Regions from separate parts of the Homo sapiens genome. Here all the other regions are linked to region 1. Evidence: chromatin loops called from intact Hi-C (ENCODE). Cell type or tissue: OCI-LY7. All regions are shown on one strand.

The links. Peaks named below come from ENCODE experiments on the same cell type or tissue, not always from the same donor. Only the 100,000 strongest peaks of a DNase experiment are listed, where the experiment ranks them.
Region 2: a loop joins it to region 1, with 4 times the contacts of the local background. A loop is called at or near these places in 2 of 110 quality-filtered maps.
Region 3: it touches region 1 in a loop (12-fold over the local background); 2 of 110 quality-filtered maps call a loop at or near these places.
Region 4: it touches region 1 in a loop (5-fold over the local background); 2 of 110 quality-filtered maps call a loop at or near these places.

What each region holds. Positions count from the first base shown.
Region 1 is chrY:7,267,868-7,275,867 of GRCh38, reverse strand. It overlaps the pseudogene PRKY. Among named protein-coding and RNA genes, the nearest start is that of AMELY, 360 kb to the right of the region's middle. In OCI-LY7, CTCF peaks have their summits at 2,971 and 3,172 (motif pointing left); DNase peaks (open chromatin) are centred at 1,407, 2,077, 2,877 and 3,167; H3K4me3 peaks cover 3,181 bases; H3K27ac peaks cover 2,893 bases.
Region 2 is chrY:7,199,931-7,207,930 of GRCh38, reverse strand. No RefSeq gene overlaps it. Among named protein-coding and RNA genes, the nearest start is that of AMELY, 290 kb to the right of the region's middle. In OCI-LY7, no CTCF peak of the experiment used is centred here; DNase peaks (open chromatin) are centred at 1,900 and 3,220; H3K27ac peaks cover 1,952 bases.
Region 3 is chrY:7,468,720-7,476,719 of GRCh38, reverse strand. The region is part of intron 1 of LOC107987338 (a long non-coding RNA gene); the gene reads right to left. Among named protein-coding and RNA genes, the nearest start is that of TTTY16, 230 kb to the left of the region's middle. In OCI-LY7, CTCF peaks have their summits at 4,376 and 4,579 (motif pointing right); no DNase peak of the experiment used is centred here.
Region 4 is chrY:7,727,038-7,735,037 of GRCh38, reverse strand. It overlaps the pseudogene RFTN1P1. Among named protein-coding and RNA genes, the nearest start is that of TTTY16, 30 kb to the right of the region's middle. In OCI-LY7, no CTCF peak of the experiment used is centred here; DNase peaks (open chromatin) are centred at 3,167, 4,657, 5,087, 6,707 and 6 weaker places; H3K4me3 peaks cover 415 bases; H3K27ac peaks cover 6,085 bases.

The sequences.
Region 1 (8,000 bases):
CCACCCTTCTTCCCCGCAAAACACACCCAGCTCTAAGATTAGACCAGGACAGCTTTCCATGGGGGACCAGAAGAAGAGGGAAAGCAGAGAGAAGGCAGGGAGACAGAGAGACCAAGACAGTAAGGGAACAGACAGAAAGACTGAGAGAGACAGAGGAGAAGAAATGCAGATACACGAACAGGGTCACAGAAAGAGAAACAGAGAAAGAGAGAATGAGATAGGAGGAGGGAGGGAGCGCAGAAACAAAGAGGGCCTCGTCCCACACTGTCCTTCCAAACTCAGGCTTTCCTCGTGGGCCCTTCCCTCAAGGTCTAAGTGGCAAAGAGGTCACTGAAGGAAGCTAAGTCCTCTCTTCCTCAGCGGTTCTGAAGGCCCTCTGGCTATGCCCGCTGGTCTTCCTAAGCCCTAAGGTGTGACCTTAAGCCCTTGGGCTTCCCAGCCCAGCTTCCTCCTTTCCAAAATGAGAGGACAAACAGGAGTTAAGAGGGTTTGAGAGCCCCCGCCCCACCAACACACCCAAGACACCCCCCTCCGCTCTCCCATTTATTTTCTTGACAACCAACACCCCACTTAGCCATACAGAGTCCCTAAGAAGCACAGGCGGGCCGGTGACAACTGTTTAAATCCAGCGCCCACATGCCGCTGGGATATTCTGACCCACTCTGGGCTGCCCCCATAAACCAGCGCGTGTCCGGATCCAAACGCACTGTGAACTCGAAACCTCTGTCAAGCTGCCCATTCGAGGTTAAGTTCAAAGACAGACGACAAAGGAAACGGATAAAGCGTCCAATACAAGAATTACCCATTTCAGACGCACAAGACGAAGAGCACAGGCGGTGTCAGGACATGTTAGGATCCGTCCCCAACTCCGCCGTCTTCATCCCCACAAAGCCACGAACAACTGTCCCCCGGAGCCCAGCTGCTCCTGCAGCCCATGGAGAAATCTGTACATTCCCCGCCAAGGACCCTGCCGCTGGGCACACGGGGAGGCTGGCCTGAGGGACCCCGCGCCCGTGTCCCTGGGGCCGCTGCCTGGGAGAGCGCACGAGGTACTCTAGGCGAGATGTCCTACAGGAAGTTTTGTGACGTCGGACGGCCCAGGCCCCAGAGTGCTGTGTGTTCTGGGGATACAGAGTGGTCTTCCAGAGGAGCCCTCGGCGTTCCAGGGAAGGCCCCCAGCCAGTCCGGGGGACTCGCCGGGGCTGGAGGGTGCGCTCCAGTTCTCCGAGAGGCCCCCGGGGAGACCCAGGGCGCAAGGGCAGCCCCGCGCGGGGATCCCGCTGCAGGGCCCTCCCCAGGAAGCGGGCACCCGGGGCCCTTTGTCCTACTACGGGGTCCCGGCCGCGCCGCGAGCCCCTGTGGGCCGAGTTCCCGCGCGCACTCACTCACCCATGGTGACCAGCGCGTCGCAGTCCTGCAGGCGGTAGGCAGGCGCCTCCGGCGACCGCGCCTCGGGGCTGGGGCAGAGCGCGGGCGCCCAGTCGGCGGCATCCTCCGTCACCTCTCGGGAGTTGCTCTCCGCCGCGGCCGCCTGGGCCGGCCCGGGCGCCTCCATGGGGAGGCACTCAGGTCCGGGGCGCCGGGCCAGGCCGGAGCGCTCGGGAAGCCGGACTCCCCGGGACGCAGCCTCGGAGGGCGGCGCGGCAGCCGCGGCAGCATCAACGGAGGCTCCCCATGCGCGCCCTCGCCTCTGGGTGCGCGGCTCGGCACGGCTGACGGAGACACAGAGACAATGGCTGGGCGGTGCTCACGGCACTAGCAGCAATAGCCCCGGGAGGGAGCAGCCGCTGGCCTCGCGGGGCGTGCACCGAGTGCTGGATGGCTGCGAGGAAGGCGGGGGCCCCAAGCATTCCCGGTCTCACGCCCGCCGCCTCCTCCAGCTCGGTGGCCGCGTGCGCGCTGTTGGGGCGGGCGGAAGCAGCCTGGGCGTGACTACGCCTCTCCCCGCCCCCACCCGGCCGCGGGGCTTTGGGGGGCGTCGCCTTCGCGTGGGCTCCGCCCGGGCGGCGACCCAGCCGAGGAGTCGGAGACCCGGGCGTGCAGGCGACTCCAGTCACCAAGGGCAGGGGCGGCGCTGGGGAGGTGCCCACGCCCCCTCCGCGCCCGGGGCGCCCCCGGGGTGGGACCCAGGATGACTTCTCCCCGGAGTCGCACTGGCGGGCCACCCGCGTTGCTGCACCCAAACCCGGAAGATGGGGAGGCTGGGTGGCCCGGGGACAGGGAGGGCGTGGCTCAGCAAAAGTGAAGCTCAAAAATAGAAAGTGAAATTGGCGTTTGGTGAGGAGAGGGGCTGGAATTAGCCTGGCTACTCAGGACGCGCGCTGCGCGCGGATCCCCAAGAGGGGCTGCCGGGTCTGGGGAACAAGGTCAGCGCCCTGGTTTCGTCGTAGGACTGGTGATTCCACATTTTTACTTGGAAAGGGGGAGAAAGGGTGGGCTTGACTCTGTGCGTTTGTTTGCAGCTTCCTGTGGATCTAGAATTCTTTCCAAATAAACATTTATTTAAAGAACTAGGGAAAGACAGATTTGAGAGGTCGCCCGACCAAATGTAGCGTGTGAAACTTGATTGGTCACTGTTTAAACACCCCGGCGACAACCTGATAAAGAACTGTGCAGACACATTTCAATTTCAGAAACGCAAAGATTTTTTTTTTCCTAGCGTAAGTGTGGCTTAGGCAATAGTTGGACATACTTATATTTAAAACTCTTATCCGTGTGGATTTGAAATGCAAATATAGCTAGATATTTGGTCACCCCTTTCCCCAGGGAAATGCAGACAGTGCTTAACTTGCGGGCCTGGCACGGCCTAGACGCTGCTCCCCTGACCCGCAACCAGGGCGCCCCAGGCTGTCGGTTGGCCAACCACACATTGAGCAGCAAGGGGTCAAACTGGAAACGCCTTTGTTTTGAGGGATCTCAGCGATTCTGCGACTGAAAGCGGTCTCCAGTCCCTCAGTCCTCAGGTCAGGGGGGCTTTCTGAGAGCCAAAGCGGCCTCTAAGTTAGAACGGACACATTTTTAGGGGGACCAGGCCGAGCCATCCTTGCACAGCTAACCGGGAGTGGGAGTCAGGAAGTCTGAACCTGGCTCAGGCTTTGGATTTCTGGCCCCTGGCTGCTAGCCTCGCCCAGCCTCCACCTGCATTTTGTGGGTAGCATATCCCCCTAGTGGTGACGCCCGCTCTCTATGCGCTGCAAAATCCTGAGCTGGAATGCAAAACATATGCGACACCAGCAGGCCCCCGCCATCCCCTGAGCCTGGTTAGGACAGGTCACGGCCCTGCCAAGCTTCACCAGCAAGCCGCGCAATCCCTTGATCCTGGTTAGGACAGGAAACGGCCCTGCCAAGCCCTGCCTGGCCGAGGGGTTCAGGACCAGCAAGGAACGCGCACTCAGGAAAAGTTCGTGTCTCCCCGCGGAACGCGCGCCCTCTCCACTAGGGCCTGACCTTGGAAATGTAAGGCTGCGGCCTCATAAAGTCCTTTTAATCAAGGCCCGGGTTTCACACCCAATTAAGCATATGTCTTTGCCTGCAAATTGCACGCAGGAAGAAGAACGTGGCACAGATTTGCAGCGTTAACACTCTGCTTGGGCTGCTGGTTGGTCTGATTCCACCGAACCCACCCTGAACTTGACCACATACCTACCTCTTCTTATAAACAGACCCTGCACATTTCACAACACCTTGCTTGACAAAAGCTGCTTTGAAAGGATCACAAAAATCCTTCAGAAACCACAGCATAAAAATCCTTGAGAAACCACAGCCTATTACTTGAGAGACAAAAAAGGAAAGTGCCTATGAGTTAGACATGGAAGAGTCATTATCGCCTTAATGAAGTGGCATTATTTTGCAGGGGGGTCAGGAAATGCTGAACTCTGCCATTCCAAAGAAATAAGTCCCTGACCCTAAACCAGAATGAGCTATAAATTTAATACCATGATAGGTACAGGTGTTGTTAAATATGAGAGGAATCAAAATTGTACAATCTGGCCGAGCGCAGTGACTCACACCTGTGATCTTAGCACTTTGGGAGGTGCGGGGATTCGAGACCAGCCTGGGCAGCATCGGAAGCCCCCCAGCGCCACCCCCCCCACCCCCAGCCCCCATCTCTACCAAAAAAAAATCATTTAACAACTAGTCAGGTGTGGTGGTGCACACCTATAATCGCAGCACAATCAGAGGCGAAGGCACAAACATGCCATGAGCCCAGGAGGTCAAGGCTGCAATGAGCTGTGACTGTGCCACTGCCCTCCAGCCTGGGCAACAGAATGAGACCTGGACTCAAAAAAAAAAAAAAAAATTCATACCATCTGTGAGGGGAGCTGAACATTCTTTAAGCATGCGTACCGTACGTCGGTGTTTGTGTGTATATGTGTGTATATATAATGTATATATAATATATAATATCCATTACATATCTATACTGAGTTAAATATAATACATTTGCGTTAATGCATGCGTACATAAGTATGGATATATCATATATGATATATATTTTGCATAGATGATATATATATTTCTATATATGCTAAGATAAAATTTTTGTTCTATTTTTATCTTTTATTTTTTCTTTTTATATATTGAGGAGGTACAAGTGCAGATTTTCTGTTTCTGAGTAATTTTGCTTAAGATAATGGCCTCTACTTCCATCCATGTTGCTGCAAAAGATATTTCATTTTTTTTGCAGCTGCCTAGTATTCCATGTGGTGTGTGTGTGTGTGTGTGTGTGTAACATCTTCTTTTCTGGGCGCAGTGGCTCACACCTGTAATCCCAGCACTTTGGGAGGCCAAGGTAGGTGGATCACCTGAGGTCAGGAGTTCCAGACCTGCCTGGCCAACATGGTGAAATCCCATCTCTATTAAAAATACAAAAATTAGCTAGGCATAGTGGCAGGCACCTGTAATGCCAGCTACTAGGGAGGCTGAGGCAGGAGAATTGCTTGAACCTGTGAAGCAGACATTGCCGTGAACCACAATCATGCTGTTGCACACCAGCGTGGCAGAGACATGGTGGCGTGCACCTGTAATCTCAACATACTTGGGAGGTCAAGGTGGCAAAGTCACTTGAGCCTAGGAGTTTGAGGCTGCAGTGGGCCATGATCACACCACTGCCCTTTAGCCTGGGTGACAGAAAAAGACTCCATCTCTTCCAAATAATAAATAAATAAAAAAGGATCTGACTCAAGTGAATTCCAAATAACAAGGCCAGTGTTTTATAGGATACAGGAGAGTTTGTTAAGAGTTTTCACACACTTCTTTGCTTTCCCACATTGACATTATAGGGATCTAAACATTTAAAGGAAACCTCATTAACATATTACAGAACACAGTGGGTGTCCATGGTTATCTTACTCTCCGTTTCTTTTTAAATGGAGATGGGGTCTCACTATGTTGCCCAGGCTGATCTCAAACGCCTGGCCTCAAGTGATCCTCCCATCTCAGTTTCCCAAATCTCTGGGATTATAGGCAAGTGCCACCACATCCAGCTAATTAAATCTTTTTTTTTTTAGAGATGGGGTCTTTATATGTTGCCCAGGCATGTCTCACAAACTCCTAGGCTCAAGCGATCCTCCCACCTCAGCCTCCCAAAGTGCTGAGATTATAGGCATGAGCTGTTGCATGATGAATTCACTCTTAAGTCATCTTGCTTATTGACTTGCTTCAATACTCATCATTAATATTATTCTTTGAGTAAAACGTTACCTGTAACGTTCAAACATAGAAAAACCCTGTCTCTATTAAAAATACAAAAATCAGCCAGGTGTCGTGGTGCATACCTGTAATCCCAGCTACTCCAGATGCTGAAGCAGGAGAATCGCTTGAACCTGGGAGGTTGCAGCGAGTCGAGATCGAGCCACTGCACTCCAGTCGAGGTGACAGAGTGAGACTCCATCTCACACACACACACACAGACACACACAAAATTTAAAAATAAAAATAAAGTAATGGGAAAAACAGTGATTACTTTTGCGCCAACCTATTATTTCACACCTGCCTCTTGAAGGAAACCCATTTCCTCATCTGATAAAACCATAATTACTACTGCAAATATAATGGTTCTCCATGATGGCAGAGAACCAGGTGGGCAGAGACTATACTCTTGGACAGCAACAGTTAGTAAATTCTGCCCCTGACACTTTTCCTCTAGAGATCCCCTGCGACTCTGTTTGAAACCTCATTCCTTGTTGGTTCTTGGGGATTACGGTGATATCATTTTCATGCCACCTTCTCTAAGAAAGTTACAGCTAAATAGAAGGAATACATTCTAGAGTTCTATAGCACTACAGAATAACTATAGTTAAAAATGATATATTATAGGCCAGCGAAATGGCTTACACTTGTAATCCCAACATTTTGGGAGGCCAAGGTAGGAGGATCACTTGAGGCCAGGAGTTTCCGACCAGTCTGGGGAATATGGTGAAACCCCGTCTTTACAAAAAATACGAAATTAGTTGGGCATGATGGCTTGTGTCTGTATTATCAGCTACTCGAGAAGCTGAGGTGGGAGGATTCCTTGAGTCTGGCAAGTTGAGGCTGCATTGAGCTGTGATGGCACCACTGCACTCCAGCCTGGGTGACAGAGACCCTGTCTCAAAAAAAATTTATATATATATATGCGTGTGTGTGTGTGCGCGTGCGCACGTGCGCGTATTTATGTGTATATATGTGTGTGCGCGTGTGTGTGTGTGTGTGTATATATATATATATGGGCCAAGCTCCATGGCTCACTCCCATAATCCCAGCACTTTAAGAGGCCAAGGTAGGTGGATCACTTGAGGTCAGGAGTTCCAGACCAGCCTGGCCAACATGGTGAAAACCCGTGTCTACTAAAAATAGAAAAATAAGCCAGGCGTGGTGGCACGAGCCTGTAGTCCCAGCTACTTGGGAGGCTGAGATGGGAGGATCAGTTAAACCCAGGAGGTAGAGTTTGCAGTGAGCCGAGAGTGTGCCACTGCACTCCAGCCTGGGAGACAGAATGAGACCCTGTCTCAAAAACACACACACACACACACACACACACACACATATACACATACATATATACATATAAATGTGTGTGTGAATGTGTTTGCATATATATATGTTAGATATATGTATTATGTAGTCTCAACTGTCTAGAAGGAGGATATCAAATCTTCCTAGAACAAAGAAGGAATAAATGTTTGAGATGATGGATATGGTAATTACCCTGATCTGATCACTATACATTATATGTATCAAAACATATACACCATGAATATGTACACTTACTATTTGTCAATCAAAATAAATAAATAAAATATAAAAATGTTTTAAGTACTGATACTGCTGGCAACACTATTGTCAACAAGCAGCATGTCTTTTTCTGGTTATGCATCTGTAGACCTTCCATTTCCTTCTGTCACTTCAGAAGCACATAATCGATTATTTGCACATTGAAAACATTCAAAAAATTTGTTTTCACCTAGGCATGATGGCTCATGCCTATAATCCCAGCACTTTGGGAGGCTCACGTAAGAGGTTTGAGACCAGGAGACAGAGACCCACCTAGGGTCTCCAGTCTCTGGTGAGACCTGGTCTATAGCAAAATAAAAATTTTTTTACAATTATTGTAGCTTTAGCAATTTTGCAGCTTGCATTTTTTTCTTTTCTTTCTTTTTCTCTGTCTCTTTTTTTTTTTTTTGGCAGGTCCTTCCAGGAACAAAACCTTGAATTTCTCTTTGTTCAATGAAGAGGTTGGGCCAGGGACCTACCTAGGTCTCAGTATCACATTCTAGGCTGCTGCTACTGCTGCAGGAAGGCTCTGGAATGCACTGTACCCAAGATAGGGCATGAACTTGCCACAGGATGTCTGCCTCCAAACTGTGACCTCACCTGGAGCTGTTGCTACCAATTTTCTTGTGCTCAAAGTCTTTTCTAGACTGCCTCTGCATCCAACAATAGGACCTACACCCAGTTTACAAAGACAGCAGCTGACTCCTCTGTGCTAGTTGAAATTGGTCATGAAAAAGGGAGCCAGT
Region 2 (8,000 bases), 68 kb after region 1:
TATAACATACACACAATGTGTGTAATAGAAACATATGGTCATATAAATAATACATATATAATTTAAAAGAATGTGTATATATGTGAAAATATATTATACACATATATACATATAAAAGTTTGTAAAAGAATATATGTAATGCACATTATACACATGCAAGCATATATCTCATACAAAGCTCATCATAAGTGTGTGTGTATGAGTCTGCTCATATTCAAGTTCCAACGGTTCTCATTTTTAAAAATATGATAAGCACCACCAACACAAAAGGAATGTCCAAAATTCAGCTCTTTATCTGAACTATGGTCTTAGTGTATTAGGTTGCTTTGATTTGCTTAATGACCTGATAAACAATTGGGTCACAAACACCCACTGACATGGGCCACCTTGAAGGAGTATGGGAGGTGTGGGGCAGACATTTGATTGAATTAACATTTGTAGGTTAAAAAGTAATCCCACTTTGATTTTGTGAAATGACGTTGGGGAAGTTGGACCATGCAGATGGGTTCACCAATTTATGACTTGAGTTATAGATTGTAGCTATGCATGAATACCTGTTATGTGTGCTGTGTAGTGTGGAACCCTTGTGTGGTTTCCACAAAACTCTTTTGCCCTCTGGGAAGCTCTTCCCCTAAGTCTTTTTGTAGTCAGCCTTCAGGTCTCAACTCAAATTTCATCTCAGGAAAGAGGACCTTCTCTATCATACCACCTTGCTTTTTTTTTTTTTTTTTGTACTCTCTGACACTTTCTTGAGCTTGTTGGATTATCAGCTCTCTCTGGTCACTAGATTTAAATTAATTAATTAATTAATTAACTCTTTTGAGACAGGGTCTCTTTCCATTGCCCAGGCTGGATTGCAGTAGCAGGGTCACAGCTCACTGAAGCCTCGACTTCCTGGGCTCAGGTGATTCTCCCAGCTCAGTCCCCTTAGTAGCTGAGACTACAGGTATGCACCCCCAAGCCCAACTAACTTTTTAAGTTTTTTGTAGAGAGAGGGTTTTGCCATGTACCCCAGGCTGGTCTCAAACTCCTGGGTTCAAATGATCCTCCCTCCTAGCCCTCCCAAAGTGCTGAGATTACAGGCATGTGTCACCAAGCCTTACCCCTGTGGCCACTAGATTTTAAACTCAACAAGGGCAGAGGCATTGCTGGTTACATTTTCTGTTATATCCTTTTGTATCTGGTATGTTCCTGAGCATACAATCCTAACTCAAATAAATATTGGTTGCATGAGAAAATTAATAAATGAAGGCATATGCTTTTCTGAGTGTGATCTCACTTTGTTGCACTGGCTGGAGGGCAGTGGTATGATCTTAGCTCACTCAGCCCTGAACTCTGGGCTCAACTGATCCTCCCACCTCAGCCTCCTCAGTAGCTGAGACTACAGATGCATACCATCAAGCCCAGCTAATTTTTTATGTTTTTTGTAGAGACAGAGTCTCACTATGTTGCCTAAGCTGGTTTTGAGCTCCTGGGCTCAAGCAATCCAATCTTCCCACCCCAGCCTCCCAAAGTGCTTACATTGCAGTGTAAACCACTGCACCTGGCCTATTTCTTTGAACAGAAATTGGTAGCAAAGCATTGTTGATTGCTTTCTCACTAGACTTGATTTTCTGTCTTCTCTAATGTGTCCTGCCTTAGGTGTCAATGTGGGGGAATTATGGGATAAAAGAGGTCAGGGAGAATCATCTATTTGGAGTGACAACTACAGAAAGAGCACAGGTCAAGTGGCTACAGTGAAACCAGAGAACGTGATGTTTAAGATTTGAGGTTCTAGAATGGAGAGCAGAAATGTACGAGGAACCTGCAGAAGAGGTCAGGAGGAGTCACCTCCATCCCCTAAATGGCCAGATTCAATAAGAGAAGTGAGTGTTCATCTAAGGTATTTTGTCCCAAGGGAGCTGAACTGCTGGTGGCAGCAGCGGGACTGGCTACATGGGTGTAATCACTGTTTGCATGCAAAAGGCCAGAAATATGTTTGTCAGGGATGATCCATTTAGTTAGCTAGTTAGTTAGTTAGTTTGTTAGTTAGTTAGTTGAGATGGAGTCTCACTGTGTCACCAGGCTGGAGTGCAGCGGTGTGATCTCAGCTCACTGCAACCTTCAACTCCCAGGCTCAAGCAATTCTCCTGTCTCAGCCTCCTGAGCAGCTGGGATTACAGGTGCATGCCACTACGCCCAACTAATTTTTGTATTTTTAGTAGAGACGGGGTTTCACCATGGTGGTCAGGATAGTTTCAATCTCCTTGACCTTGTGATCTGCCTGCCTTGGCCTCCCAAAGTGCTAGGATTACAAATGTGAACCACCATTCCCACACATGGGATGATACTTTAATGCTGCTAAAATACATTTCCATTTGCATTTTCTCGTTTTACCATAATATCCAAGTCTGGTCTGGCCTCCAAAAGCAATCTTTTTTTATTTTTTTATTTTTTATTTTTTTAGAGGCAGGATCTTACTCTGTTGCCCAGGATGGAGTGCAGTGGTGTGATCATAGCTCACTGCAGTCTCAACTTTTGTGGGCTCAAACAATCCTTGTGTCTCAACTCCCTGTGATACTTGGACCACAGGTGTGTGCCACTATATCTGGCTAATTTTTAAAAACGTTTTGTAGATATGAGGCCTTACTATGTTGCCCAGGCTGGTATCAAACTTTGGGCTAAACGATCCTCCTATCGCAGGCTCCTGTGATGCTGGGACCATTAGGTGCATGCTATCAAGCCTGGCCAATTTTAAAAACTTTTCTGTAGAGCTGGGATCTCACTATGTTGCCCTAGGTTCAGGGTATCCTCCCACCTCTACCTCCCAAAGTGCTGGGATGACAGGTGTGAGCTACCATGCTTGGGACTCTTGTTTCTTTTTAAAGTTATATTTCAATATCCTCTTCATGATTAAAAAAAAAAGAAGAAAGGAAAGCTGGATGCAAAGTCAGACAAGAAAGCCTATAGGAATCAGAATGTTACTGTTTCTGGGGAATTTCCAGGGTAATTGCTGGCTACAAATGCTGCATCTTCCCTATATTAGTTCAGATTTCATGTGGATTTAAAGTTGCACTGTGGCAGAAATCAGAGAACTGGAGAGACCAAGTGGGGTTCAGGAGGGTTTATTTTAGGTGTACACTGGCTCAGGGGACACGTCTTGAAAGTCTGAGCAGTAAACGAAGAAAACAAGTGCCTTTTATGCATCTTCAGGCGGGAATTATGTGATCCAGGAAGCAGGCTTACAGAAGTGAGAACAAAGGCAGTTAATCATCATGTGACATTCTTCGGAAAACATGTCTTGCAGCTTATGTTTATCTATTTTGTGACCTTGCAGCTGCACAGCTAGAAAATTAAGAACTTACAGAACTTACAAAATATGTTGAGGAGAGATATGGTTAATGCTTCACAGACTCCACAGAAAGTCAGTTTATAGTCTTACTTAACTCTCACTTCTTGGGGGGGCATTTCATACCTATTCTGCCTAACTTTATACAGTAAGTTCTTAATTTCTTTTAATTTTCCACTTTATTCCCCCCTTTGGTGCTGTATATAAGAATTAGGCTTCAATAGAGAGCACCACAATTATCTAGTTCCTCTGGGGTTGGTACATACTCTTCCTGGGGCAGGGTCTGATACTTGGTCAGGGCCAAGATCTGAGTAGTTGTGTGTCTGGCCACAATTGCTTCTATAGTTGTCTGAATACTTCCGATGAGAAGTGGCAGGAGAAAAGGGAGTATTAGGCAGCCAACTTATGATAAGCATGAACCATTCTATCAAGGTTTTAAATACTCCAAAGATCAAAAACTATCCCCCAAAAAGGGAATTTGGAGACCATCTTGACTAAGTTTGAACCGGAACATGAGCTAACTTCTGCATCCTGGCAGTGATTTCCATGACAGCCTTCCTATTGTCATCAATTTCTAGACAAAGGTTCGTCCGATTGAACTTTCCATAGACACATCCTTCTGAGGCTAGGAGGTAATCTAATGCCAGCCTATTTTGATATATAGCAGTTCTCATCTGTGTGGCTTGTAGAGCCAATAAATCCAAAGCCTTTGCAATTTCATTGGTGGTGATTTCTAGTACAGCTTGTAGTGTTATGATGTGGTTGAACATATAGATCGGGGTACAGTATCCTCAGGACCTATTCTGTGCCCAGGTAGCTGGCCTATAGTATTTAATAATTGTTTTGAGAGAGCATTCATTGATTCGTTGTCTTTCCAGTCCCCTATGTCTATGTGCTTCTTGATATTTGTATCTATTTTTGAGATTATGCTCCTTCTAGCTCTCTTTCTATTTTCATCATATATGGGATATCCTTGCATTTCTCCTTTTTGTAGTGGAAGTAGGAAAAATGAAGGTTTTATTGTTCCTAGCATGCAAGCTCCTGTCCACTTATCTGGCAATTTCCTATATGCTCTTGCCCCACAGATCCAACACAGGCCAGAAGCTGCTTGTCAGGTGGCTGGTATCTCTAGTTGATACCACGAGTGGTTCAAGGAAGGGAAACAGGAAAGGGAAACATGAAAATGGATTGCAGCATGGCTATCTGGTGGTATTCTTGCCTAGCTTATTTTTACCCCATCACAAAGTTTTTCTTACTGTGTCATTGTAGTATTGCTGCCTTAGCCAGGCTAATTCTCCCACTGGGTTAGGAAAAGCCTTTCTCCAACAGGCTATGCAGTATCTCTTAATGATAAAAGTCTTCACTAGCTAAACACTTGGGCTTGTGAGTGTCCGCTCTGAGGATAAAAAGGTTAGGGTATAATTTTTTTGAAGCAATATCTCTTTAGCTTTCTAAGGCCATTGGTGTCCTATATTTGTTCCTCCACAGACATAACATGAGGAAATCCCCAGGCTACCAGCTGTGTTTTCAGCCAACTGTGCAAACAAATTTATAGCTATACGAGGGGGCACTTCAGGTACCTCTTGCTTGAAATGCTCATTAAATTACTTAAAGACCTGAAACTGCTGTTGGGCTGGACAGGTCCAGGTCTACTTTATAATGTATAAATTACTCTCTGACTTTTGGTCTCCCATTTGTAATGTCAGGGAGAGCCCTGTAGTCCATGTGGGGAGATCTGGCTTTAAATTAGTAAGGATTATAAGATTGTGTGTGCCAGTCCTACAATCTGGGTCTTTCTACATTTGGATAACCATGACTGTCACAGGTTCCACACCTAGTTCTGTATACTGTGTTGGGCAATACCAATCAGCCTCTGCTGGAATCTTGGAGGGGCAGACAAAGGGTTTACAGACCTTCTTGTTTAGGCAGGAAGTGGAGTATCCTGTAGAAGCAGTGGCTAGGGGATAAGTATGTGGAAACCACTTTGAGAAAGTTGTATTACTAGATGTCCATTGGCATACATTAAGGTACATGGGTACAGCTCCTTTGTGGGCGGATGAGATCTTGGTCTGATTTAAGAGACTACTTTCCTTTGATCCAGTATGAATTTCAAACCAGTTCCTAGGTAAGAACTTTGGGTCATAGCATGTGTAGGGTTGTTCATTCTCTGGATCACAGACTTAGTAAATAGTTTGATTGTGGGTACAGACACCTAGCTTAGTCCGTGGGCATTCATAGTATGTGTGGTATAATAAAGTCTTAACAACTGCATTCTTTATCAATGTAGTATGCATGCAGAGTGAACCTCCTTCTTTGAATTGTACTTCTTCCTGCATAGCCTCATGCACCGCTGCTAGCAAAGCAAAAAAAAAAAAGCAGTATCTTCATACTAGACATGGGCAGAAAAAGTCCTTTCTCAGAAAGATTGGCAATAATGATAGCATAGTAACAAGGCAATCAGCAACACTAAGATAGCAAACAAACTTAAAATTCCTATCCGCATTTATTCATCTGATGTAGACTCCTCAGGCTTTGGCTGTGCCTAGACTAGCCAGCCTCCAGTGGTGTGGCTAGAGCAGGGCTTGGCATTTCCTCAAGCTTCAGCTGTGTCTAGATTGACCAGCCTCCAGAGTGGTCAGAGCAGGGCAGTCGTCTTTCTCAGTAGTAAACTGGTCCACCACAGGATCAGTTGTGTTGCATGGTCTGGGTCCTGCTGACTGGTCCACTGGTCCAATGCTGCCAGTTTTAGTCGGGTATAGTGTATCGGTGTGACACATGTGACTTTAACAGCAGTGGGAGTGGACAAGATTTCAGTGTGGGTCCCATCCCATGTGGGCCCTAGAGTGGCTGGGTTCCATTTCTTAACCTAAATTTGGCCCACAGGCATAAAAGGGTAAACTGGATCCGTTAGGCTTATAGGCATCCTTTCTTGTGCCCAGCCGCAAACTTTTTGCATAGCCAGCCCTAGGGCCTTCATTTGGCTTCTTAAAGTTAATTCCCCTAGTTCCCGTAGATCACCTTTAACATGAGTTATAATTGGTGGTGGTCAGCCAAACACAATTTTGTAGGGCAAATACCCACTTTTTTTAGTAGGGGTGCACCTGACTCGGAGAAGGTGACATGGGCAAGACCTGATCCCACCTGAGATGAGTTTCTTGGCAAAACTTCTTCAGCAGTTGCTTGAGCGTCCGGTTCAACTGCTCTACTTCTCCTGAACTTTGTGGATGGTAAGCGGTGTGCAATTTCTGTTCAATCTTTTACGATTGGTTTAGTTGTTGAACAACTTCAGCTACAAATGCTGGCCCATTATCTGATCTTAAAGTCAATGGCAGTCCAAATCTGAGTATAATGTCTTTTAATAATACCTGAGTCACTTCTCGTGCTTTCTCTGTCTGGGTGGGGAATGCCTCAACCCACCTGGAGAAGGTGCAAACAAACACTAACGTGTACTGATAGCCTCCAGCTCAAGACAGCTCAGTAAAGTCGGTGAACAGATTTTCTCAAGGTGCTGCCCCTGTTGCTTGAATTTCTGGAAGCTGGGTTTGACCTTGCCATGGATTATTCTGGCCACAAGTTAGGCACTGCTCACTAATAGCTCATGTGATAACAGTGAGATGTGGCACATAGAAGTGCTGCCAGATCGATGTGTCTCATGCTGTTATTCCCATGTGTATTCCTTGATGGAACTGCTTCACAAACCTCGGGACTGTTGCCTCCAGAATGGCCAGGTTCCCAACTGAGAATTTCAACTAGGCTCCTTCTAAGTAATTTCCAGTCTCTTGCCCAAACCAGGCTTTTTCATTCAGAGAGTAACTTGGGACCTCTGGTAAGGAGAGCTCTAGCAAGAGCAGCACGGTTGGGTCTCCTTTTCAGGACGTGCATCTGTCATGGCTGCTCGTTGTGCTTCTCTATCCTCTTTCCTCTTTCTTCTTGCCTCAGTGCCATCTCCCACCTGGTGTTCTTTACAGTGAATAACTGCTACTGTCTCCAGAGCTGATACAGCAACTAGAAGCTATAAAATTTCTTCCTTATTTTTAATTTCCTTTCCCCCAGCAGTTAAAAGTTCTCTTTCTTTGTAAACAGCTCCATGAGCATGCAATGTAGCAAAAGTGTACTTTGAGTGTGCAAATATTAAGTGACTTTCCTTTGACTAATAGCAATGCTCTGGTTGGGGCTATTAACTCTGCCTTTTGAGCTGATGTTTCTGTGGGCAGAGACCAGGCCTTTGCCACCAAATATATGGTCACTACTGCATCTCCAGCTCGATGGGCCTCTTCTGATATAAAACTGTTCCCATCTGTGAAATATTCAACTCTGAGTCTCAAAAGGGCTGGTCCTTCAAGTCTCTCTGACTCAAGAACTCCTCATCCACCAGATCTACACAATAATGCTGTGGCATATGATTGGGCAGCTTGGGCATCTCTACGGGGAGAAGGGTGGCCAGATTCAAGGTGTTCACAGTCTCTAAGGTTATATATGGATTTTCACATAAAAGTACTTGATACCTTAACATTCTTGGACTTGATAGCCAATGATGTCCTCTGTTCCATTATGGTAACGATGGTATGTGGCACCTGGATAATTAGCTTTTGCCCTAGAGTTGATTTACTGGCATCTTCTGCTAGCATGGCACTGGCAGCTATTGCCTGGAAATGGGGGAGACCGGGGATCC
Region 3 (8,000 bases), 200 kb before region 1:
AGACTAATAAAGAAGAAAAGAGACAAGAATCACTTAGACACAATAAAAAATGATAAAGTGGACATCACTACCAATCCCACAGAAATATAAACTACCATCAGGGAATATTATAAACACCTCTGTGCAAATCAACTAGAAAATCTAGAGGAAATGGATAAATTCCTGGACACATACACCCTCCCAAGACTAAACCAGGAAGAAGATGAATCCCTGAATAGACCAATAACAGGCTCTGAAATTGAGGCAATAATTAATAGCCTACCAACCAAAAAAGGCCCAGGACAAGATGGATTCACAGCCAAATTCCTATATACCAATAGCAGACAAACAGAGCCAAATCATCAGTGAACTCCCATTCACAATTGCTTCAAATAGAATAAAATACCTAGGAATCTAACTTACAAGGGATGTGAAGGACCTCTTCAAGGAGAACTACAAACTGGGCGAAAACTGGAAGCATTCACTTTGAAAACCATCACAAGACAAGGATGCCTTTTCTCACCATTCCTATTCAACATAGTATTGGAAGTTCTGGCTAGGGCAATCAGGCAAGAGAAACAAGTAAGTGGTATTCAAGTATGAAAAGAGGAAGTCAAATTGTCTCTGTTTGCAGATGACATGATTGTATATTTAGAAAACCCCATCATCTCAGCCCAAAATCTCCTTAAGCTGATAAGCAACTTCAGCAAAGTCTCAGGATACAAAATCAATGTGCAAAAATCACAAGCATTCCTATGCATCAATAACAGACAGAGAGCCAAGTCATGAGTGAACTCCCATTCACAATTCCTACAAAGAGAATAAAATACCTATGAATCCAACTTACAAGGGATGGGAAGGACCTCTTCAAGGAGAACTACAAACCACTGCTCAAGGAAATAAGAGAGGATGAAAACAAATGGAGAAACATTCCATGTTCATGGATAGGAACAATCAATATTGTGAAAATGGCCATACTGCCCAAAGTAATTTATAGATTCAATGATACCCTCATTGAGCTACCACAGACTTTCTTCACAGAACTGGAAAAAACTACTTTAAAGTTCATATGGAACCCGAAAAGAGCCCACATAGCCAATCCTAAGCAAAAAGAACAAAGTGGGAGGCATCATGCTACCTGACTTCAAACTATACTACAAGGGTACAGTAATCAAAACAGCATGGTACTGGTAGCAAAACGAAGATATAGACCAATGGAACAGAACAGTGGCCTCAAAAATAACACCACACATCTACAACCATCTGATCTTTGACAAACCTGACAAAAACAAGAAATGGGGAAAGTATTCTCTATTTCATAAATGGTGCTGGGAAAACTGGCTAGCTATATGTAGGAAGCTGAAACTTGATCCCTTCCTTACACCTTACACAAAATTTAATTCAAGATGGATTACAGACTTAAATGTTACACTTAAAACCATAAAAACCCTAGAAGAAACCTAGGCAATACCATTCAAGACATAGGCATGTGCACAGACTTCATGACTAAAACAGCAAAAGCAATGGCAACAGAAGCCAAAAGAGACAAATGGAATCTAATTAAACTAAAGAGCTTTTGCACAGCAAAAGAAACTACCATCAGAGTGAACAGGCAACCTACAGAATGGGAGAAAATTGTTGCCATCTTCCCACCTAACAAAGGCTAATATCCAGAATCTACAAAGCACTTAAACAAATTTACAGGAAAAAATCAAACAACCCCATCAAAAAGTGGGCAAATTATAGGAACAGACACCTCTCAAAACAAGACATTTATGCAGACAACAGACACGTGAAAAAATGCTTATCATCACTAGTCTTCAGAGAAATGCAAATCAAAACCACAATGAGATACAATCTCACACCAGTTAGAATGGTGATCAGGAAACAACAGGTGCTGGAGAGGATGTGGAGAAATAGGAACACTTTTACACTGTTGGTGGGAGTGTAAACTAGTTCAGCCATTGTGGAAGTCAGTGTGGCGATTCCTCAAGGGTCTAGAACTAGAAATACCATTTGACCCAGCCATCACATTACTGGGTATATACCCAAAGGATTATAAATCATGCTACTATAAAGACACATGCAAATGTATACTTATTGTGGCACTATTCACAATAGCAAAGACTTGGAACCAACCCAAATGCCCATCAGTGATAGACTGGATAAAGAAAATGTGGCACATATTACACCATGGAATACTATGCTGCCACAAAAAAGGTTGAATTCATGTTCTTTGTAGGGACATGGATGAAGCTGGAAACCATGATTCTCAGCAAACTGTCACAAGGACAGAAAACCAAACACCGCATGTTCTCAGTCATAGTTGGGAATTGAACAATGAGAACACTTGGACACAGGACAGGGAACATCACACACCAGGGCCTGTTGTGCGGTGGGGGGAGGGGGGAGGGATAGCATTAGGAGAAATACCTAACATAAATGACAAATTAACGGGTGCAGCACACCAACATGGCACATGTATACATATGTAACTTGCATGTTGTGCATTTCTACCCTAGAACTTCAAGAATAATAATTAAAAATATTTTATTGCAAATGGTACTTAAAAACTACAAATAACCATTTTAATTTTCATTTTACCATTTTTATTGGATTAGTATTTCAGTATTTTCTGCAGATTTGGTATTTCTTTTTAAAACATTTTTGATTTCCAATTGTATTAGGATACAGACACACACAGAGGTTTGAGCACGTGAGGATACAGGGAGAAGATGGCACTACAATCCAAGGAGAGAGGCCTCAGGAGGAACCAGCCCTGCCCACACCTTGGTCTCAGACTTCCAGCCTCCAGGACTGTGGGAGACTCATTGTTTGTTGTTTATAAGCCTCACAGTCTGTGGTATTCTGTGATAGCAGCCTGAAATGGACTAAGACATCTTATAAGAAGAGGAGATAAGGACACAGACACATGCAGAGTGATGACCCTGTGAGGACACAGGATAAGATGGCAACTCCAAGCCCAGGAGAGAGGCCTCAGGAGGAACCAGCCCTGCCCACACCTTGATCTCAGACTTCCAGCCTCCAGGACTGCGGGAGAATCAATGTCTGTTGTTTAAGCTGAGCATTCTGGGGGACCTGGTTATGCAGCCCTAGCAAACTCACACAGCAAGCATTATTTTCTCTCCCATATCTCAGGGTAAATCACCTTCCTTTAAAATGGTAAGACCCTAAATCATAAAAATGCATTCCCATCTGTTGTGTCTATTTTTCTCAGGGTAATAACTATGAGTAGAGTCTTATCAATAAAGCTCTTTACCTAACATATAAAACTGGCCTTAATCACCAAACCCTGAAAGTTCATTTTAGATTTTCAAAGTAATAATAGTTTTTACAACAGGAAAACCAAATTCAGCTATAATCATCTAAAAAGCACCCTCAAGTACATCATGTTCTTATTCTAATTCTTCTTTTACTCACACAATTCTCTCAGATGTTAAAAAAAAAAAAGAACCTTCAATTATATGCAGAAAAAAATTGTGATCCAAGAAATTGTGGCTGGGCACAGTGGCTCACAGCTGTAATCCCAGCACTTTGGGAAGCCAACGCGGTCAGATCACTTGAGGTCAGGGGTTTGAGACCAGCCTGGCCAACATGGCGAAACCCCATCTCTACTAAATATACAAAAATTAGCCAGGCATAGTGAAATGTGCCTGTAATCCTGAAACTCAGGAGGCTGAGGTATGAGAATCACTTGAACCCAAGAGGCAGAGGTTGCAGTGAGTCGAGATCGCACCACTACAGTCAAGCTTGCAAGACAGAGTGAGACTCTGTCTCAAAAAAATAAAAATAAAAAGAGGAAATTGCAATAGGAAGCTGCCACATCCAAGTGGCTACATTTGGGAATTAGGAGGATAAAGAAATTGAAGAGGAGGATGACAAGAATAAGGCCTCAAATGTACTGTTTGTTTTCTCTTCTAATGGGTGTTTGCAAGAGAGTGGCACGTATAAGAGAAACTTAGGCTGTTAAAATAATTTCAGTATGCAATCTTTGGCTTGTCTTTCTTCTTGGTATTATGAGAATGTCTTCTGAGAGGTAGAATGGTGCTTCTAGGAAACCCAAGAAAAATATGTTCATTTTCATCAAAAACATAATTGGTGCATTTATTGAGAGCCTTCTCCATGGTCACGCTGATATCACAGAAAACTCCATGATAGTTTGCTGAGTAAAGCAAACTGTGTTCAAATGCAGCCGTCCCCAACCTTTTTGGCACCAGGGACAGGTTTCGTGGAAGACAACTTTTCCATGGCTGGGGTTGGGAGCAGGATGGTTTCAGGATGATTCGAGCACATTGCATTTATTGTGCACCGTATTTCTATTATTATTACATTGTAATATACAATGAAATAATTTTACAACTCACCATCATGTGGAATCAGTGGGAGGCCTGAGCTTGTTTTCCTGCAATTAGACAGTCCCATCTGGGGCGGGGATGAGAGACAGTGGCAGATCATCAGGCATTCGATTCTCATAAGGAGCGTCAACCTAAATCCCTCGCATGTGCAGTTCACAAAAGGGTTCACGCTCCTATGAGGATCTAATACCACCGCTGATCTGCCAGGAGGTGGAGCTCAGGAGGTAAAGTGAGTGATAGGGAGCAGCTGTCAACACAGATGAAGCTTTGCTCACCCACCCGCTACTCACCGCCTGCTGTGTGGCCCAGTTCCTAACGGGCCACATGGGGACCCGTGTTTTAACATATATCATCTCTAATCTGTCTCCCCAAATCTCTGAAGATTATTGTTCCCAATGTACATCAAAAGACCCTGTAGGGGCAGAGATGTAAAAGCATCAGCCTGATATTCTGTTGCTGGCATATATCATAGATGGTCATCAAATCCTGATTTTATACAGTTGCATAAAAGACATAATTCTAATATATGATAGCAGGGTAAGGTGCCTATAGTTAGCAATAATGTATTGTGTATTTTAAAATAGCTAGGAGATTTGAAATGTTCCCAACACATGGAAATGATTAATTCTCAAGGTGACAGATATTCCAAATAATCTGGCCTGATCACTACACATTCTATGCAAGCAACAAACTGTCACATGTACCCCATAGATATGTAAAATAGTATGAATCAATAATAGAAAAAAAGGTAAATGCAAGCAAGTTTCTCAAAAAAATTATCAGTTTCTTCAAGTATCTGGTATGGTCCTTAAACTCACAACTCCTGTGCAAGAAGTCAAGCTCGATTTTGGCTAGGGTTTGTGGGGTGCCTGATGTTTAGTTTGAACACCATCCAATTTCACAGGCATTTTTTGATATATTCCATGCGTCACTCTTCTGCAAATCATTTGGTCCTAAGCTCACCATGAGCTCCAAAGGGTGGGAGCGTCCACGGGAAGGAAGGGCTTCTCTGGGGTGATAAGCATTGCTTTGCTCAGAAGCAGCCTGGGCAGATGGAATTCTGGACAAAGGATGCCAGGACATGAAGGGTTTTCTTCCAGCCCCAAACTTAACTCTCCTGGTACGTTATACTGCAAAGAAGGCTGAAATACAAGAAAATGGCCAATGAGGGGATGCGTTGAGAATGAGGCAAAGGACTCTGGCTTTTCCTTTTCCTGAGATAGCTGGAAGAATTTGAAGGATTTTGAGCATGAGAGAGGTGTGAGCAGAGATGAGCTGCTCAGACAGAAGTTGGCCTGTGGTTTGGGGTCCTCTAGACAGGAAAAGATTAGAAGCAGGGACACCATTGGTAATCAACAATTGATCGCCAAAAATTCACCCAATCAAAATGGCAGGAAATGACCTCAGAATACCTTGGATGCTGAAGGTGCCCTGTAAGTGTTAGTCAAATTGAATATACTTTGGATCTGGAGGTATAAATTATATATTATGTATAATAGGTATGTCATATATATAAAATATATATTTTAATAATATATCTTAAATATTATTGTAATATATAATACTTAAATACTATATGTAATATATAGTATTTGAAATATTATATTATAATAAAACACAAATTACATATTATTTCATATTATATATTAAATTGCGATTACTCTTAATGGCAGAAACCACAATTACTTTTGCACCAACCTAATAATACGTAATATATAACTATATGATATATAATATACCATTATATGTCTATGTATGTTATATATAATATACTATGTAACATATATTCTATGTAATATATACTATGTAATATATGATATTATAATTAAATGTTATGTGTAATATATATCATATACATAATATAATGTAAATGTCATATATTATATAGTATAAGGTGTTATATAACATATGGTGTTATGTCTATGTATGTTATATACATTATATACTATGTAATATATATATACTATGTAGTATATATTATAATTAAATGTGTTATATGTAATATACATCACATACCTTATATAATATATATGTCATATATTATATTGTATAAGGTGTTATATATTATATAACATATAGTATTATAAATTATGTAATAGATAATATAGATAATTGCTGAGTCAGCAAGACCAACCCTTCTGTTTCTCCTCCTCCTCAACCTCCTCAACATGAAGACAATGAGGATGCACACTTTTATGATGATCCACTTCCACTCAATGAATAGTAAATGTATTTTCTGTTCCTTATTATTTTCTTAATGACATTTTCTTTTCTTTAGCTTACTTTATTGTAAGAATAAAGTATAAAATGATGTAAATTATATATAATATATAGTTATATTTTATAAATATATTTTATACCATACATAACATTTTATACTATTTTATTATTATATTATTTTATTATTTATACTATTTTAACTATATTATATACATTTTGTATATTTAAATTATTACATATTTATAGATAACACATTTTAATAACAATTTATTATCTATAACATACATATACAAATAATTATGTATAATACACAATATAATAAATAATGAAATATTTATCAATAATGGTCACTTCAAAACACAAAATCAAAATTTTTATCAGATGTGTTGTCAGGAGGCTGTTGTAATTAAGCTCTGGATGGAATTGACCTATCTTATTGGGCACAGGTGGAAAGACAGAATGCATTTTTCTATTAATATTTAACCAAGATCTATTGTGCTTATAATACTTGCAGCAGCAACAGCATCAAGAGCACATGATCCCTGTCCTCAGAGTCACACATCAGCCAAAAGCTCACACAAAGTAAGATGCTAGGGATGAACTCAGAAAGTGCTATGAAATAATAGCCAGGCACGGTCACGGGTGCCTGTAATCCCAGCTACTTGGGAGGCTGAGGCAAGAGAGTTGCTTGAACCCAAGAGGCAGAGGTTGCAGTTAGCCAAGATCATGCCACTGCACTCCAGCATGGGCAACAAGAGAAAGACTCCATCTCAAAAAACAAAAAATTAATTAATATTAAAAGAATTAATTAAAATTAAAAGAAAATAAAATAAAATTAGTATTAATCATAAATCACATAGCGACAAGCTTCCTGGAAGCCAAAGGAAAAAAGTGAGACATCTTCTGCATTATGAATCACACATTTCTTTGGTAAGAAATTAAGCAAAGCTTTTCCAGTCATATCTGAGTCATTCATACCAAAAACGTCTTCAACAGTACCCCCACAGTAAAGACAGGATCACAACTTAAAAGTGCAATCTGTTACAAATATTCTCATTTTAGAGCTCAGTGCACTATAAGAAAGTACTGCTCAGCAGTAGCAATTCTGTGGAGAACTACAACAGAAGTGAATTCAGTTTTTGGATGGTCCAGATTTTATTTTACTGAAAATAAAATCTATGCTATCCAGGACCATGAGTCCTTCAAAACATGTTCCTCCAATAGCGTGTCTCTCAAGTAATTGCATTTTAGGATCATATCGTCTGGCAGAAGCATGGACAACCTGCATTTTTCTGTGGTTGTTTAAGGGCATGTGCATAAACCCTAATGATCGAGGATGAGAAGAGCATGGTTACAACCCTGCAAAGGAAGGTTCATGGCAGAATGGCTGCTGGGCTTCCTTCAGTGCAGCTAGTATGTTTCTTA
Region 4 (8,000 bases), 460 kb before region 1:
ACATGGTATTCATTTTAGATGTAGAAACAGATAATTCAGCCTTGAAATCTAATGTCATATTGTTATTTTTAATTAAAAAATTAATTTTATTAAAAATAAAAGTGATTCCTCAAATATATAACCAAAGATTTTTGTACAATGAGTTGAGACTTTTTATATAACTAAATTTTTTAAAAAAGAAATATTTTTCACATTATGATTCCTGAATACAGTTACAGTGGAGCTTATCCTTATTCATTATAGAGCAACTAACTGAAGTTGTGCATCAGTCAAAACAGCCATATTTAATTTTCAGTGCCTAAACCACAAATAGTTACTCCTTTAAGTATTTGGGGCAGAACGTTTCTTACAGACAGCAGAAATGAGAAGAAGGTGGGTGAGGGTGTATTTCAGTTTAAACAGATATCCAGCCCATCCAACCTGATGCCTCTTCAATGAAGAAGTAATTCCACAAACATTGGGGGATAAACGTGACAGGGTGTGGTGAACAGATACACAGGATTAGAGAAAGGAAAGAAGATACTGTGATTCCAGTTGGAGAGACCAGATTGACAGCGGGCCCGTCAACTGTGATCATCTACTTTGTAGGTCTGAACTTCCAAGGAAAGCCAGGGCTAGGAGTTCACACTTGGAAATAATTAACATCGGATTTGTGGAACCCATGTGAGTGCAGGAGGTCACCAAGTATACAGTGGAGGAGAGCTGGTGGCTGGGGAACTCTCATGAATACATCACAGGCCCAGCACCATGATAAACATCAGACTGGCTCAGTGAAGGTTATAAATGCATGAATGAGAAGCAGGATTTAATTTAGCCATCAATACACAGTCAAATCACTTTCTGAAAAAGAGGAAAGTGTCTATACTATGGTAAGACAGAACCACAAGAGTCGTGTCTCCTAGGTCTAGCCAAATATTGATCTTCATATAATCTAAATGTGGTCTTCTAGTTAAAAAGACTACTCATCCTTTCTGTTTAACAATTTGGCAGCCTCTACCAAGCCTTTGAAAAGTTAATATCCCTTCACTCATTAATTCCACTTCCAGGAATCTATTTGAAGGAAATAAGCAGAGCTACAAATATGCTTCCTCTTCTTGGGGGTGTGAATTTCCCTGGAACACATGGGATAAGGGCAGCATTTAACTCTGACATCGTTTGAAAGGTTTTGATCCTAGGCAGCACTATGGTGTAAGATACAATATTTGCACTGAAGTTGAAGGTTAAAGATGAGCATTCGAAGAAATCTTAGTTTTCCCTCAGACTCCCGCTCTCCTCTGTTCTTGAAGTTATGACTCTGGTGGGACAGTTGGATATGCTGGCCTACATGGTGAAGTCAGAGTTTTTGTGGGCATGAATACAAGTCCACATGTGTGTCAGTCCTTGTAATGTCTAGTCAAGCCTTATTTCTGGGCTTCTGTTGGCTTCTCACGTCATGTTCCTGAGATATGTCTAGAAATTTCCTCAACACATCAGGCTGTTGCATACTGTCAAGCTTTTGCCTGTCATGATCCATCCTTGCCTTTACATGGATTGCCCTCTCCTTTTCCTTTACATACCTAGTGAACTGTTATTCGTTCCTCAAAGCCTTCTGCAGAGTAGATCCCAAATATGTTTTACCTAGCGTGACATTTTGAAAAAAAAAATGGATTTGAATGCTTTAAGGTGAGGCATACACACTCCAGTTCTGCCACATTTCTCACTCTTCCTTTTGTGTTACACCGTGTCATTTGTTACATCCCTGATCTACTCTGAGAAATTTTCTCAACCTCCCCTTCAGGCAGAAATGATCACCATTGTCACTGTCATTTATATACCTTCATATCCATTACTATATTTTCCTCTATGAGTAATTTTTACAATATTTACTTTTTCACTACTAAAATAACATCCATGCCCCTTAGGTAAATTTTGAAAATTACACAGTAAAAGAAAAAAAATCAATCATAGCCCAACTCCCTAAATACAGTGCTGTTTTTGTTTTGGTGACTCTTTTTATGCATAGTTTATGTATGTATATTACATAGTTGTCATAATAAAGTCAATGAAGTTTAGAATCTTGACTTTTTACATACATGTCATTATGAGCATTATTGTTCCAAGATAGTGTAAATATTTTTAAAGTCTGTTCACAATAATTCATCAAATCTTCTTGAGGGTTAGGGATCCTATTTTATATTTCTGATACCTAACCACTGTGTTGGTCTGGGCCAGTGTATGGGGCTTATTAACTGTTGAATTCTAGAGCAGAAAAATGATGTCTCCATCCCTACCTTCAAGAAGCTCATTCTGGGAGAGAAGACATACTTATTCATCCATTATTTAATGTATTCATTCATTCAACGGATATTTATTGAGGACCTGCTATATGTCAGACATCATTCTATTACTGAGGATGCAGCAGTGTAAAATACCCAAGCCCTCATGAGATGTGTATTCTAGACACATTGATGATTCTCAAACATCAGGCTGCATTGGAGTCACTTGGAGGCTTGTTAAAACACCTATTGCTAGATCCCACTCTCAGCGTTCCTGACCCAATAGGTCTGTGTTAGGGCCTGAGAATTTGCATTTCTAACAGGTTCCCAGGGGATGCTGATGCTGTGGTCTGGGGACAAAACTTTAGAACCCCTGGCCTAGAGGATAAATTTGCAGTACAAAATGGCAAGGGAATATGGTTGTCTGGTATGTTGTGGGGGAAGAGAAGATGTCTGTGTCCAAGCCTTTCCAATTCTTCCAGTCCCAGTGAGGAAGGGGAGAGCTAGGATAATGCCCTGTTTCTGGAGTCCTTGTCTCTTCAGTCTAGATGACTCAGCAGTCTCTGCAGGGTTGCAGAAGCCCAGGACTGATAAAGAGAGAAGTTAAGATGCCGTCTTTATGACCCATTCTTTGGTGCACTTGCCATATGTAATATCTAAACTAAGCTTCAGTGCAACTGCAAAATAAGTGTGTTTTCACTCATTTTGTACATGAGAAAACTGAGGCACAGAAAGTTTATATAATCTACTCTGCTTCCCCAAGATGTTGAGTTACACATCTGGGGCTCCACATCAGGCCTTTTCAAAAGCCTTTAAACTTCATGCTATTTCCATGAGTCTAGTTGAGCCTGGCCTACGGTTGAGTCCTCAGTGGAAGCAGTTATTAAAATGCTTCAGTAGTCACAGCTGTTTCATCTGCATTAAGATAGTAGTAGCAGAAGCTAGTGCAGGTGTCTCCTTACTTCATTTAGGGCTGTAAAACCCATTGCCTTGCTCTTTTGGCATATGTTGCCAGGAAGCTCAGAAGTATGCTTTGCAGGTGGTGGATTTCCTCAGTCTCCAGAGTTCTTTGGTATAATTATCTCCCTGCTATTTTATTTTAAAATTTGTGTTGCTGTGCCTTCTTTTAGGAGCTTTATAGAATATATAAGCTATATGGAATATATGAGCATATATATATTTTCTTTTTATATGAAACCCTTTTGAAATTGGTGGATATCATAGATTAATGAGAGAAAAAATAAAATTTCTGAATGGAATAGATGGTTGTAAGTTTTTTGTGTGCTTTGTTTTGTTGTTTTTTTAACTTTTGAAGCATGAATTGAGCCAACTCTGGGTGTATGAGTGGACGCAAACATGCCCAAAGACATATATGTGGTTGATGCCTTGAGATGTATCCAATAAGTCTTGTGATTAAAAGAATGAACTTTGGCCCAGGCCTGACCTGGTTTTGTACTCTGGCTACTCACTGCTTGCTTTGTGACATTAATGTCTCTGGGCCTCAATGTCTTCATCTGAAATGGAGATAGTGATACCATGCAGAGTCATTGAAGGATGAAAGATTTTGTTGTTTTAACTTACGTAAAATGCCTAACTCAATGCCTAGATATAGTAGGTCTACACTAGACAGTAATTACTACTATTGTTATTTTATGTCTAGCACAGGCTAGGATTTAAAGAAAGACTGGACTGCACATTTGCAGCTTCAGTTTTCCAAGATGTGCAGTGTGGAACAAAAATGACTTTCTGTTTAATGTCAGGGTGGTTCTTCTGAGAAGAGCTGTCAGGGCTGCTTCTCCTTTAGAGAGAATAGCTCCATCCTGGTGAAACTGACTCTCTAATGATGATAGATTAACACTGCAGAGGCCTCAAGATTTTCTGAATTCATCTGCTTATGGGTTGGTGACAAAGACTTAGACAGCTCTGAGGTCTGCACCGCCTTATTTATGTGTAAAGTGACTTAAGCATTCGTGCCTGGAAAGTCCCCTAAATCCTACCTTCTGATTTGGTCTGGTTCTTGCTTGATTTTATTAGATTTTATTCCTTTCAATTTTCCTTTCAAACTTATGAATTACACTCAATCTAATTGCATAGGGGTATTTTTTAGGGAGAGGGAGAGTTCAAATGCCTCAGCATTCCAGGTGGGTGTTCATCTCCTATCCTGTTGGTACAGGGAATGAGAAGGTACCATCACCTGGCTGCTGGATGGTGTGGACTAGGACTTTGAGGGCCAAGAGTCAGTCTGTAGCTGTGGGCTAGGCATGATCTGTGGGCTCCTTTGACCTTCCCTAAGCCTAACAACACCAGGGAGCAAGGTGTCCATCAGATGGTGCATCTCGTGGAGGATGTGGCCACAGCCTTGGCACGGGGGTGATTTTCTCCACTTCTGCCCCTCTTGGCCAAAACTATTGCCCAAAAAGGGAGCTCTTTGGGTCTAAAATGCCATCTGGTCTTTGTATATGATTATATAGACAAGCTGTAGTTACACAATAGCCTGATGGGCAGGAAGTCAGTGATTCCTCTGAAAAAAAGTAACAACAACAAAAAAACACTCTACCAAAATGAACTTCCTCTTTCAAACTCTTTGTTTAGAACTTTTCCAGCCTCTTTAAAAAAAATGGCTAATAAGGACTACTGCAGTGTTTCAAAATGGTGATTTCAACCCTTCAAACCCAATGCTTTATTTTTCCATCAGACAACATATTAAAAAAACAAAAAACAAACAAAACAAAAACAAAAACAAAACAAAAAAAGCCTATCCTCTTCAGACCAGGATGTGGCGGCAGGTGTCCCTGAGGACACGGGGCTCCTGCCAGCTTGAAATTCTTCATGTGCACCTGAAATAGTTTCGCAGGCCTCAGGGAGGCTCTTTGCACTCTGCACATGCCCTTTTGATAGACGATTCCATTCACTTGGTTCCCTTCCTTTTGTTTGCCGCACAGATCCAGGAGGCTGCAAGCCAGGGCCTGAAATTCATTGGTGTTATGCCTCAGTACCATTCCCCTGTGGATTTGGCAGGCAGCAGTGCTCCGGTGTCTACTGCCAACAGCATGGAAAATGCCAGGGATGTAAAAAAAATGCACATGGGGATCATGTGTCACTGGAGAATGAGAAACCAGGGACTAGGAACATGTGTGGTGCCCTGGCTGGGAGAAACCAAATCCCAGAAACTGCTCAGGCCCCAGAGGGGAGGTACCCATTGCCCAGAAGCCCAGCTCACCCCCTGGAGAGGGAGATGGTGGACAACTTTCACCACGTGGGGTGAGCAAGACACTGGTTGACCCAGATGGCGACTCATTGGAGGTACATGAAGAGCCACTCTCAGGGAGTAAGTATGTCAGCACTGGGAGTTTTGACCCACTTAAAGAGTGACTAACAGCTTTTCATTAATCCCCATGGTATCTCAGAGAAAAAGGAATGGAATTAGAGTGTAGAGATAGCAGTCCATCAAATAGGAGAAATTTTATCAAGCAGTTATCTGGGCCACCTGACTGTTTACTTACTGAAGTTATGATTTATGGAGAGAACAGAACCACATGAAATTGACTTGCAGTGTGCTCCAAAATGTCATGTTTGAAGTGGATTCTAGACTCTTGAGTTCTTTTACCTCCTGTGCTCTCAAAATTTCCCTTGAATCATCCAGCTTTCACACAGAAAGTGGCAGCCTGCCAGGCACCAATGACAACCTACACACAGCTTGTTAAAATACCTGCCTAAAGTAAGATATTTTACAGCTGTGCAAACTGGGATTTAGAGAGGAAATTTGTTGCCCAGTCTGGAAATAGGAAGATCCGGCATATGAACCCAGGTGGACTTACCCAACATCCCTTCACGCCTTTCTACTTGTTCTTTCCTGTGTGATAGACTAAAATAATTTACTGAGGTCCTCAACAAGATTTATAGGGAACAAAGTTTCCCTCTGTTTCTCTGTATTGCCTTTTTCTCTACTTTCTTCAGGAAATCTACCATCCATATTTCCCCTTTCTCCAGGAAATCTAGCATCCAGTCATTTCCTGCGAGTAAGGTATGTAGACGAGCCATATGACCCCTTCTAGCCTTTGAAAGGTGAACAAGTATGAAGACTGACAGAAGACACCCAGAGGTTAGGAGGGCTTTCTCTTTAGGCCTTTCTGGATGTTCTCTCAGGTTAATATTGTTATTATCATTTATTTACTAATTCTTGAAATTAGCCTCTTACAAGTGATAATGAACAGGTAGTGCTTCAAGAAGGGAAAACAAGGAGAAACAGTATGTTTTGTTACTTCCAAACTTCTTGAGAAGAAAATTATGGGATGGTTAATTCCAGGGGCCTATTTGCAAAATTGATTTAGAGGGAGATATTGGAGCTGCCTCAGCTGTGTGATATAGTAAGACTACTGTTTAATCAAGGCCTTGAGCCTTCTTAAGTATGCGCAGAAATAGAGCCATTCATTTGTGTGATTTTTCACTGTTTGAAGCAGGTGCCTGCTGCACCTCATGGAGTAGCTGAGCATGCATTTAAGCCCGGTGTGTCCTCCTCATGAATGCTCAGGCCTTAATCCAGAAACCTCCAGCTTCTCAGGAGATTGGGCTTGATGTGTGTACTCTGAATCTTGAGCAAGAAGATGGGCCTCATTGGAGCCCTTCTCTGCAGTCCAGGACTGTAGGAGGGCAAGGGTCAGGCCAAGCAGAGGCCCCCAGGAGAAAAGGAGGGAGTGACAGAGTGGTGGGGAACATAGTGCTCAAAAATCTAGCCTCTGTTTACATTCCAACCTGCCTTCCATGCCTCAATTTCTCACCCTGTGAAATGGGGATAGAATGATGGTTTCTCATGGAAAGGTTAAAGAAGACATATTTAAAGCACTTGGCAATGCTTGACTCATGAGTATGAGCTGCTACTATTGGGGTACAGGCTCAGTAGTCCTGACACTCGACATCGACCTCTCATGGAATCCTGGCTTTGAGAAAGGAGGCAGTGACTACTGAGGTTTCCTCAGGATTTTTCAGATTTTTACTGTGTTCTAGAGCCCATCTTCCTCTGAGACTCCTTCCAGACCTCCTGCCTTCTGTGAGAGCATTATTCACTGGGGAGACTTGTCCTAGGAACCTTCCCAGGTGCCCAGGACCTTTATGCTATCCTGTGGCCACTCACTTCCCTCACCCAGAATCTCTCCCAATGGCTGAACACACAGAAAAATTGACACCCACAGCATCTTGGCCACTATCCCGTCACCCAAGTCCCCATTCTCTCCTGGAAAAACAGACCCCGCTAGGGAGGAATGGGTGAATGCATGTGTTTCTGGAGGCGGTCAGCCCACCAGTAGATGAGAATTTCAGCTCTGCAAGTATAGGCCAGGGGGAGGGATTAAATCCTCCTTCGAGCCCATTCTCCCTAGGCAGGTAAACACTGCCTGTCTCTATGCATAAAGCAGCCCCTTTATCTCTCTGCTCAGGCTGCAAATCTCTGAAATTTAGGCAGCTCACTGTTGTCCTTTTTTCCTCCTTTGGTGGAATAAATAAGCCTTTGGGTTTGATCATTTCACATATAAGCCTTTCAGTGGTCATGATGGCAGTCACCCTCCAAGTGCACTATTCTATGTCCTTCTCGTGTCATCTCAGTTACTCCTCACAACAGCTTTATGGCAGAAGATGCTATTATCATGTCCGTTTCACAAGTAGGGGGTGTCACCTTTTGTGGCCCCATTCAGTTAAATTTCTTTATCACAGCTTGAGCATTTGGCCTTCTTGAAGGCTGAATGTCCAGGG